Regions from separate parts of the Homo sapiens genome. Here region 1 is linked to region 2. Evidence: chromatin contacts called from ENCODE Hi-C or POLR2A ChIA-PET data. All regions are on one chromosome and are shown on one strand. The core of a region is the stretch at or near the end of the contact, and the rest is flanking DNA. Distances in the headings are between cores, read along the strand shown. Region 1 holds the start of DLG1 (discs large MAGUK scaffold protein 1). Region 2 holds the start of LSG1 (large 60S subunit nuclear export GTPase 1).

The links. Hi-C counts contacts between places; a loop is a spot of excess contacts on that map. ChIA-PET counts read pairs that join two places held with the same protein, here RNA polymerase II (POLR2A). Pooled maps may share reads with other maps.
Region 1: a map of CD14-positive monocyte shows a loop between it and region 2 (13-fold over the local background). The contact joins the promoter of DLG1 here to the promoter of LSG1 in region 2. A Hi-C loop is called at or near these places in 1 of 168 maps with a recorded cell type or tissue (CD14-positive monocyte) and 5 of 50 pooled maps. POLR2A ChIA-PET finds 5 or more read pairs at or near these places in 1 of 52 experiments (OCI-LY7).

Annotation. Positions count from the first base shown.
Region 1 is chr3:197,295,456-197,301,140 of GRCh38, forward strand. DLG1 (discs large MAGUK scaffold protein 1) reads right to left here and starts at 3,157. Exons shown (of 25, transcript NM_001366207.1): 1 at 3,081-3,157; 2 at 1,731-1,780; 3 at 891-1,022. The coding sequence starts at 1,749. DLG1-AS1 (DLG1 antisense RNA 1) reads left to right here and starts at 2,792. Exons shown (of 3, transcript NR_038289.1): 1 at 2,792-3,155; 2 at 3,523-3,637. RefSeq lists silencers at 2,084-2,713, 3,204-3,333.
Region 2 is chr3:194,668,728-194,674,561 of GRCh38, forward strand. It overlaps LSG1 (large 60S subunit nuclear export GTPase 1), which reads right to left and starts at 3,464. Exons shown (of 14, transcript NM_018385.3): 1 at 3,337-3,464; 2 at 1,282-1,408. The coding sequence starts at 3,435. LOC124909474 reads right to left here. Exons shown (of 3, transcript XM_047449428.1): 3 at 4,937-5,834. RefSeq lists an enhancer at 5,770-5,834.

The DNA.
Region 1 (5,685 bases), core at 1,907-4,406, 2.6 Mb after region 2:
AAATGTTATATAGTTGATAACTAAAACAAAAAAAAAAAACTTCATTCTTAGAATTGGAAGAGACAAACTTTCTAGTTCGGTGGTTTGCAAACTTTTTGAGGTACCTGGACAAAAGAGCCAGACAAGTCACCTTGTTTTATACATAGGAGATTATACACAAAATATGAGATGATGCTTTTAAAAATGATTTATCTACTTAAAAAAGGCTTTAAACCCATTCTGTCATTTCAACAGCTACATTCTACAGCTAATATGGTGGCATAGAAAAGATTAAATGACTTGGGATATATCATTCAATTAGTGGCAAAAGAACTCAGGACTCTTATTTTTCCAGTTCTTTCAAACAATGCACCACTTCAAATTAAGTTACAATTAAGAATAAAACTTTCCATTTTCTTGCCTGTAAAATACGGTTACTAGACAAGATCATCTCTAAGATTATTTTCCAGGTCTAAAATTCTGACTCCATGAATGCCAAGCTCAAACAGAAATCTACATTAAGGGAATGAATGTTCTTCAACACAGCAGAACCCTTCACACGCTTTCAATGACTTCAGAGACATGCCAGTCAAATACAGAAACAAGCTCACAGTAACTCAGTCATACCTTTTAGGTCCTTAAACATCTGTGCAACATCTTTTAATAGTTAATGCTATTAAGATGTGAAACAATGTTCTCAAAAGCCACTGAAATAATCCTGAAAGTTTTTTGGTTACTAGTTATTTTAAGAAAGGACACTGGCCTATGAAAAACACACAACTCACTGAAGATGTTCAAGTTACCGAATGCCTCAGAGAATTAAGTACATCATTTTCTTAAGTTTAAAATAAATGAATTGAGAGGAGCATAAAGCCTAGCTGGCATAATAGTTACGAAGTTTTAATTCCCACCTATTAAAGCCTGAAAGAGGTTGCTCTGAAATATGTTAATAACCCGTTCTATGGAACTTCTGAGCTGTCTGTCTTCAGTTTGGCTTAGTTTTGAACGATATTCCTCCAAAAGGTGCAATGCTCTCTGGGTATCTGAGAAGAAAAAGCAGAGCCTGATTAAAACTCTCTATTTACAAAAAAAGTATCACATACTAGTGCAAATAATTCTGCATGACATCTAAATAGTTCCGCAAATCCTTCAGGTCAATTGATGTCACTATGTTCATGTACACATATTCCTTAGAATGACCAAAAAATAAAAAAAAAAATTAAAGAAATACAAGAAAAATTTAAACATATATCACATTAGAAAACGGAGGAGAGTGAGCAGTTTGGAATAAATGTGTACTGGTAGTTTGCCAAAGTAAAAGATCAAAGTATTAGCAACAGTTTCAGATTACCTGATAATGCAAAAGCAGATTATCTACAATTTGTCATCATAATCCAAATTTTTAACATTTCAAAATACAAATTCTTAGTATCCCACAGTTGCTTACAGAATAGTGCTTAGTAAGAATGATAGAGTGAAATACTAAAACACCAATTCAGGGTTATTAAGGACATCTGTTGGGGGGGGGCTAACTGCCTCTCTTAATCACTAGAGAAATGTTAAGAAAGTTTAACAAACATTTTCGTGTTTCCATCTTCTGAAATGATATGAGGCTTAGATTCCCTAAGCAATAAAGCTAGGACCGTGCTGTCTCATCAAAGTTACACAAACGATTCTAAAACGGCAATCAAAAAACTGACACACGGAAAAGCAAGTGACATCGACAACAGAGTTACGGAATAAACTCTCACCTTGCTTCCGGACCGGCATTTTTCTCCAGAATCAGGAAGAGGGCACACACCTTTAAAACACACAACGGAAAGGAAAAAGGATAGAATCATGTTAAACTAGCATTTTCCCCTATCGAAATAGAAAACCCTCGCAGCCTATTTGAAAACCCCACGTTCCAAAGTTTTACCAAGTCAAAGAAAGAGTCTCAAAACGCAGCAGTTGTCTGTCAACGTGGAAAGCTTTTCCTTGGAGTGGGTACCCCTCCAAATTAAGAACAGACAGAAGTCGGCTTCCAAACTCTCCTCGAAAGCGTCCCCTCCCCAAAGAGCCTAGACCTGAGGCCGCCTCTTCCCCCGCACAAGTATCCACACTCCCCACCTGCTACTGGGTACGGGCGGGTGAAGCGCTCCGACCCTTGGCCCCTGAGCCAGCAGCGGCCGCAGAGCGCTGAGAGGGGACCAGCGGGACTGGCCGCCCGCCCTGCTCGGGCCCCCTCCTCTCGCTTGCCTTTCTCCTTGCTCGCTGCCTCCGGGCTGCTCCAGCGGGGGCCGGACAGGGCAGCGGCCGCTCTCCGCGACGCCCTCGCGCCCCGCATGCACACCTCCGCGGGCCCCCACACCTGCGGCGCCGCCACAAAGTTCCGGTGAGCGGCGTGCGCTCGGAACTGGGGTGCGCCCCGGCCAGACTCGGAGCAGCTCCCCAGCCCGGCCCCGCTCCACGTACCCCCGCCCCGCCCGGGGCCCGCGGAGCCGAGCGGAGGGGGCGAAGGGACGGGGGAGGAGCTCCCCTGGGCCGCCGCACCCCCGCGGCCTCGTCCTCCTTCTCGGCCGCGCCGCCTCCTCGCTCGCCGCGGCCCCCCGGCCCGCTCGCCCAGTTGCTGCCGCACGCCCCACCCCCGGAACCTCGCCTCCTTCCGCGCCCCCAACCGCTCTCCCCCGAAACTTTCCGCCAAGATGGCGGCCCCCGAGCTGGCCTGCCGCGCTCCCACGTGACCGCTTTCCCGGCGCTCTCAGCCAATGGGAAGTGAGGAGGCGGCTCGCGCCGAGCCCCGGGCTCCCCGCGCTGCTACCTTCGGGTTGGAAGGGGGAGGCGGGTCGGGGGAGGGCAGGGGAACGGAAGGGGTACCCGGGGAGCATCCTAAGGGAACCTCTTCGCTTAAAAGGGCGGCCGCTGAAGTGGCTCTGAGAACAAAGGAGTTAACACTCGGACTCCACAGGTGGCCCGGGGTGGCCCTGGAGGAGCCCGCCTTTACCTTGCCCTAGCCCACCGGCGCGTCCCGCAGTTCCGAACTAAACGCGCCAGGCCGGGAAGGCTCGGGCTGTCTGAAGAGAGGCGTGACCTCGCCTACACCAGATCCAAGGCGCACATACCGAGACACCCCTCAACCTCACTCAGCAGTGCCGTTTCCAACTCCGCGGCAGAGACAGCGCCTGGCGACCCCGGGGGTAGATCCCCACCGGGGAAAAGCCGCCTTAAGGAGGAGCCAACTGCACCTCCCAGGGGGCGGGGAGGGCGGGGCCTGGGAGAGGGAGAGGGAGGAGTTCGGGGAGGGGTGCCAACTCTGCATTGCCTTCCACTCCAGGCTGATTGTTAAGTTACTCTTCGTCCCTTAGTAATAGGCTTGGGGGGAGGGGTTTCATTACAGAAGGACATATGAAATAGAGACACTGGTTAACTTGGCAAGAGTTTGAGGGTTATAGTACAAGATTTTTAAGCCTAACTGATTAATTCCGAGTATGGTATACTTAAGGGTGGGCAGAGAAGGTTTGTTCATTCATTCGCTCATTCATTCATTCATTCATTTCCCTCAAGCCTGCGTCCCCGCCCGGTCAGCATCGCAGGTGTTACCCAAACTCTGACGGTCCCTTTAAGAACTCACCCGGAGTCGCGCCCTCCGAAGCTGAGCCGCCCTCGGCCAGCGCTGCAGGTTTGTTTCGTGCGCACCTCCGGGCGGAATTACCGGCCGGCTGGGACCCCGCTCCCGGTCTGAGCCACCCAGGTTATAGAAGGGGAATCTCGGGAAGCTTTCCAAGTCACTGCCCACGTCTTCGAACTTCCTCGGGGTGACGAGGACCTCCCTATTAGGAGGTCCAGAGAGAATTTGCCCAAAGTTACCCCGAGTGAGTGACAGAACTGGAAACCCGGAGATCCTGTCTTTCAAAACCGGAAGGCTCTTCCCAGTAAACCTGACGGCCTCTGACTGAGGCCGTATCCATTGGCTACCAAAGGGAAGGCCGAGGAACCTCGTATTGTAACCTTAACAGCTACTCAGAGGTATACTGACCACTGGTTTTACTTTTGGATTGCACCTTAGAATCCTAACTTACTGTAAGGACCCACCGACTTTAGAACCTATCTAGGACAAGGAACCGAGGTCCGGAAAAAGGGAAGCAACTTGTCCAAGGACATAGACGCTAATCAGTAACAGAGCAGCCGAGAACTCAGGTCTCCTAGCTCTAGTCCAGGGCTCTTTCTCTTGTGATTTTGGACAACTTGACAGAGAGGTATGTTGGTATGTTGGCAGCAGACCTCTGTGCTTTCCCGGATCAAGCATCCTGGGATCTTGAACAACAGTTAAAGCAACATTGCATAGAGAAAATGGGATAGAAGGGTCAAACGGTGCTGAAGGCAGAGGTGTCCTAACAGCCGGGAACTTAACAGAGGGACGGAATTTATTTAGTAGTGAAAGTGGCTCATGACAGGCATCATACTCTCAAGACTTCGCTGATGGACTGTGAATGGGATGGTTGCAGTAAGAAACCATTCTAACAATGGAATCTCTTCAGAATTCAGAAGAAACAGGGAGGGAAATTTGCCCTCTCCCTTGATAACATTTATTGTTCATATATGTTCACTTGCTAGGAAACGGGGATAGAAATAAATAAGATCCGAGTCCTGCTCTCAAGGATACACAGCCTTGTAGCAAGTACACAAAGGCCAATGCACCTTTTCCCAGGGGACACTGAGGAGTCAAAAACAAAATTTGTGTGAGTTCTCAATGTCATCCTAGCCTTCCCCTAAAAGCAAAAAGGAGGAAGGGGAGGAAAGAGGACGTGTCCTTTTTTCTTGTCATTCTGTGTGACAGCCCTATTTGGTTGTCAGCGGTGTACAAAAGCAGCAGTGAACCCAGCACTTGTTCTACCCTTAGCCTAAGGTGCCGGCAGCAAGTGCCTAGCAAATGAACATATATGAACAATGAATAAAGGCTCTTTACTCTTCATTCCTCCTTTCTACCCATCTTTATTAGTTACTTATTGCTGGATAAAAAAAAAGTTCCTCAAAGCTTAAGGGTTTAAAACTTATTAGCTTAGTAAGTTAAACAGCGATAAATATTATCTCAGTTTCTGTGTGTCAGGAATTCAGGAGCGGCATAGTTGGGTGGTTTTGGCTCAGGGCATTATGATGTTGCAGTCAAGAAGCCTGCCAGGGCTGCAGTCATCTGAAGGCTTCAGGGGGACTACGGGAGGCTCTTTCAGCATGGATCATTCACATAGCTAGTAAGTTGATGCTGGCTATTGGGCGGAGGCTTCAATTTCTCACCATGAAGACCTTTCTATAGGGCTGCTTGAGTGTCTTCATGACGTAGCGGCTGACGTCCAACAGAGCAAGTGATTCAAGATGGCGAGACAGAAGAAGCCACAATGCCTTTCATCACTTAGTCTCAAAAGTGACACTCTGTCATAGTCTGTTTGGGCTGCTATAACAAAATACCTTAGACTGGGTGATTTATAAACAACAGGAATGTATTACAGCTCTAGAGACTAAGTAGTCCAAGATCAAAACACCATCAGATGTGATCTAACAGTCATGAGAATAAAAATTAAAAAAAAAAAAATGGCCAGGCGCGGTGGCTCATGCCTGTAATATCCAGCACTTTGGGAGGCCAAGGCAGGTGGATCACGAGGTCAGGAGTTCAAGACCAGCCTGGCCAAGATTGTGAAACCCCGTCTCTACTAAAAATATAAAAATTAGCCA
Region 2 (5,834 bases), core at 2,214-4,713:
ACCCATGAGACATACCTGCACTCCCATGTTCCCTGCAGCGCTATTCACAAGAGCCAAGATATGGAACCAACCTCAATGCCCATCAACGTATGAATGGATAAAGAAAACGTGGTATATGTAGTATACAATGGAATACTATTCAGCATTACAAAAGAGGGAAATGTTGACACTTGTGACAATATGAATGAACCACTCTGCTATGAGAAATAACCCAGGCACAGAAAGACAAATACCACATGATCTCACTTATACGTGGAATAAAGCCGAGCTCATAGAAGCAGAGAGAAAATGGTGGTTACCAGAGATTAGGGAGTGGGGCAAATAGGAGGATACTGGTCAAACGGTAAAGTTTTACTGAGGCAGGATGAATAAGTTCTGGAGGTCTAATGTACAGCCTGGTGTCCATAGTTAATAATAACACATTTATTAGTTAATAATATGAAATTTGCTAAGACAGTATATATCTTGTTCTCACCGCACACACAAAAAAACAATGTGAGGTGATGGATACGTTAATTACTTGATTTTAGTAATCATTTCACAATATATACATATAACCAAACGTCACACTATATACTATAACTATATACAATTTTTAGTTGCCAATTGTGTAGCTCATTAAAGCTGGAACCCACACATCCCCCCAAAAAACACTAAACAATGAAATCTGAAATCATGTTGTACACGTGCTTAAAGCCCTGTAAAGCCTTAAACCTTTGTTCTCTCCAGAATCTGGCCCTTGCCCACCTCCTCAGCACCTGTGCTCATCACATCCCGCCCCCTGCACCAGCAAAGCCAAACTTCTAGCCATTTTCTGAACAAAGTTGGCTGCTGCTTCACATCTGGGCTCGAGTCCTCTGCCTGTCTGTGTAAAAGGTCTTATCTCATCTGTCCTTTGAACATCTACTCATTGTTCAAGACTCAGGGCGGGCACGGTGGCTCACACCTGTAATCCCAGCACTTTGGGAGGCCAAGGAAGGCGAATCACGAGGTCAGGAGATCAAGAACATCCTGGCCAACATGGTGAAACCCCATCTCTACTAGAAATACAAAAATTAGCCAGGCGTGGCAGTGCGTGCCTGTAGTCCTAGCTACTTGGGAGGCTGAGGCAGGTGAATTGCTTGAACCCAGGAGGCGGAGCTGCAGTGAGCTGATATCACGCCACTGCACTTCAGCCTGGGTGACAGAGCGAGACTCCATCTCAAAACAAAAAACAAAAAAAACCTCAGCCCCAGATGGAAATGTGACAGTCTCACCTGCACTCAGCAATAAACAACTTACCAGCTACAAACTCTGTTCCTGCAAGTTCTGCAGTAGCAAGGAAGTCATCAAGGGAGCTCTGTTCAGTCACTGACTGAAGATTAAGACGACCCCAATCATAGCCATCATTGAGTTCACTTGTGTGCAACTATGAAAAAACACAGGGTGATAAATACAGCTGCTCTCTTCTGCTCTTGGCATCCAATAAGCTCTAAAATTCCTTGCAACTAGTCTATGGTCTTGAGGGTGGTTGTAGTCCCTTTAGAATCAATACTACTTATAGTTAATGTTTAAAGGAACACGTTCTTACCTCACAATAGGCAGTTCCCTTTCACCATTTCATTAATTTTCAAAATCTTTTGAGGTGAATTTTACTGTATTTCCATTTTACTGATGATGAAACTAAGGCTTCAGCAGATAAAATAACTTGCCTATAGTCAAAATCTAAATGGCACAGGTAGAACTTGAACCCAGATTGTCTGACTGTGCTAGTCAAAATTAGTCAAAACTTTATTTGATATAATCCCACAATAAGAAATACATTTTACATAGTGACCCAAAGGTGTATGTACATATAATGATACAAGCATTCAAGTACCGTTCAGTACAGTAAAATGGCAATAGAAGAATACTGAAACCACACCCTATTACATGCAACATTCTGATATTTCTCTATCTTGCTGGGGAAAAAATAAAAACAAAACAAAACAGCTAGCTGCAGACCACTAAATTGACTTCCAGACACAACCCAGAGTTTGATAACCATCACCCTAAGCTATATACTTAGTATAGATACAAATAAAAAAAAATTGCCAGGCGTGGTGGTTTGTGCCTGTAACCCCAGCTCCTCAAGAGGCTAAGGCAGGAGGATTGCTTGAGGCCAGGAGTTTGTGATCAGCTTGGGCAACACAGCAAGACCCTGTCTCTCCAAAACAAACAAACAAAACCAAACAACCAGGCCTGATGGTGTGCACCTGTAATGCCAGCTACTCAAGAGACTGAGGCAGGGGGATTATTTGTGCCCAGAAGTTTGAGACTGTAGTGAATTGGTGAGTTATGATCACACCACTGGCACTCTAGCCTGGGTGACAGAGTGTGACCCTGTCTCTAAAAATGAATAACTGAATGATGAATGAATTTCCTAAATAAATATTAAGGGCCAAAAGTTTAAGTGGGCATAGAATCAGCAAAAATAAGGAATTAGGATCCAATTCTTTACCATTCATGTTCAATCTTCCCACAGTTTCCTAAAAGGCTTCATTAGTAACAAGTTGCTTCAAAGCTAATAAAAATTACCAGTAATCTAATGTCCAGAGTAACTCTGACCTGATGAATACTGATAAGCACTCCATGCTGTTTACTCTGCAGACTATATGGATGAAAGTCAGCTGGTGTGACAGTGGCACACGCTTACTTAGCTCCAGGGACATATTTAACTAAATTTAGCACACGATCTTAGCACTCAACATGTTCTCATTCATTCCCGGGGGAATGAATGGTGAAAATAACGACTAGAATGATGAACACAAGCCAAATCACTTCATTCATTTTTTTAAAGATCCTTCTATAACCTAGTAAAATATTAGGTCTTGTCACACCTGAAAAATCAATGATTTATCTTTGAGCTAAACCACTAGGGGGTGCTTCGCAAGGATGAGGCAAGGATCTGAATTATTTTATATTTCTGGCAGTAACCAACCGCTTCTGGAGGATCCATTCTTTGAACAAATCAATACAAAAATACGTTTTGTCTTTTTCCTGCTCTGGAAGTTCCAAGCACTTCAGTGGCTTCTAGGGCAAAACCCAAACGTACTCAAGACCTGGCATTGAAGACTCTTCAGATTCTCACTCCACGCCTCATCACCACACTAACTCTTCTTTCAAGCTTCTCCTACCTTTGTGTTCTGGGCCTTGCCAGGAGGAGGGCCTGCTACTCAGCTTGGCAGAAACTCCAACTCATCCTTCAAAACCCGGCTGAGGCGTCCCTCCTGCAAAACTTATCTGACTTTTGACCCCGAATTTTGCAGCACTCAGGCTAGACAGAAAAGATAAGAAAGATGACATGGTCTGTCTTACCCAGGAGTCAGTGTGACGATGGCTTCGGCTCCGCTGAGTCTGATGGCGCATAAGGGCCCGTCCCAGCGACCCACCGGCCGGGGCTCTCCTCCGGCCCATGGCAACACGACCGCTGGACGAAGCTTCCCGGCTCGGCGCGTGCAGTTTCCGGGATTCACAGTTCGATCCCCGGAAGTGACGATAAGCGAGCCCAAGTAGTTCAGGCTCAAACTTGAGAGGGGAAAGCAGAATGACTTGTTCTCAAGTTCTCCTTTTACGTCTCGATTTTACCAGTATTATAGAATATAAGTGAAAAAATGGTTCTGGGAAATTTTCGATAGATTTCCTGGCGAATGTCTCGAGTTTGGATAAATGACTGAGTTAAAAGAATGGTCCATTCTTAATTTGTGCGTCGGTCTTTAGCGTCCGGCGAGAAACTAGAGCACGTCGGAAACATGGCGGTTCCTATTCGCGGCACTAGCTCCGCCTTCCGCTGCTTCCGTCAGGAGGACGCGGAGACTCGGAGGAAGAGTGTTTCGGTGGCGCTGGGACGGGGGCGTTTCCCAGCGCTGGTTTTCTGCTGGCGTCCCGAGGTGTGGTCTCTCCGAGGTCCAGCACAGCAACTAACTTTTTGTTTATCTAGCCGACCCCAGCTGCGAACTGGGGAGAAAAGTCTTCGCCTGGATGTGAATTTGGAATGAGAGGCTGAATAGTATTTCCAGAGCTTGGCAAGGTTGTAGGAAAAGCCAACAGGAAGTGACTTACGCTTTATTTCAAAGAAAAAAAAAATGTTTAAACAGTTCTAATTATATTTTCATTACCCTTTTTAAAAATAATTAAAATGAAAGTGAAAACAGTGAGCCAGCTCCACTCCTAGAGGCCTGGGCTTTTGTTCCTCACTTGAATGTTTGATTTCCCTATAATGGGAATAATAGAAAGTCAGCTTAGAGTGGCTGGTGAACTACATTCTCATTGATCCAGAGAACCATCTCTTTGTTTTGATGCTTGGAGAGAGGAAGCAGCTTGAGCAAGTCGTAGATTGAGTGCGTGCAGTGTCAGGAATAAACCCAAGTCTTGTCACTAGCCTGTACACCCCTGGGGAGAGTGGGGAATGAGGGTTGTTAACATGTATTATTTATTTATTTTTATCTTTTGAGACAGAGTCTCGCTGTCCCCCAGGTGGAGTGCAAAGGCATGATCTCGGCTCACTGCAACCTCTGCTTCCCGGGTTCAAGTGATTCTCCTGCCTTAGCCTCCCGAGTAGCGGGAATTACAGACACGTGCCACCGCACCCAGCTAATTTTTGTATTTTTAGTAGAGACAGGGTTTGACTATTTTGGCCAGGCTGGTCTCGAACTCCTGACCTCAGGTGATCGCCCGCCTCGGCCTCCCAAAGTGCTAGGATTACAGGTATGAGCCACTGCGCCTGGCCAAACATGTATTTTTAAATCATAGGATCGAGGTAATGCATATATTACCTAGCATAGCTTGATTTAGCCATTCCACAATGTACACATATATCAAAACATTATGCGGTACAACGTAAGTAATAAACAATTTTTAGTTGTCAATTAAAACAACAGCCAAAAAGAAATAAATAGGATCAAGAATCTGTTTAACCTAGGGCTTTTCACACTTTAATGTGCATATAAATCCCCTGGGAATCTTGTTAACATGCAGATTCTGATTCATAAGCTCTGGGGTGAGGCCTGTGGCTCTAACAAGCTTCCAGGTGATACCCATAGTACTGGTCCTTGGGTCACACTTTGAGTAGCAAGCGTAGTCCACTCTTTCCTGGTGCAAATGAAGACACAGAAGTGGACTGGCTAAAGGTCAGTCATAGCAAGTTAGCATCAGGCGAAACTGGGTCCAGACTCCCACCCATTCTGAATTCCCTGCCAGGGTTTCTGTGTGCTGCACCTTACCCCTCTTACTGAATTGAAGTGAGTTTTGGGAAATGCCCAAGGGACTGCTGGCAAGCTGTGAAGCAGTTGGCAACGCTTTGAGAAGGCAGTGCTCACAGATGAGCAAAGGAATGCATCAGAACATCATTTCTCCCATTTCTCAATTTAGAAACAGTGTATCTTTAAAATCCTACACATAATCTCCAGAAGTAAGATATGAAGAAGACCCACGAAATAGAATTAGCAGACAGCTCCCGGCATTCTCTCCAGAGCTAAGTGGTTAAAGGTCAAACTAACTCATGAAGTAAGATTTCACATTTTAATAATAATACTAGGAGGTGAGATAAAGAAACTCACCATCTCATTCCTAGAGCTCAACCAGGAACTTGGGACTTCATCTAGTTTCTTTTTCCAGATTTTGTCACCTCTGGAGAAAATAAACACTTTGGTTTTCCACTGTTACTTTTCTAAGGGCTTAAAAAATCTTGACCAAATAAGACCAGGCGTGGTGGCTCACGCCTGAAATCCCAGCACTTTGAGAGGCTGAGGCGGGTGGGTCACCTGAGGTCAGGAGTTTGGAGACAAGCCTGGCCAACATGATGAAACCCCGTCTCT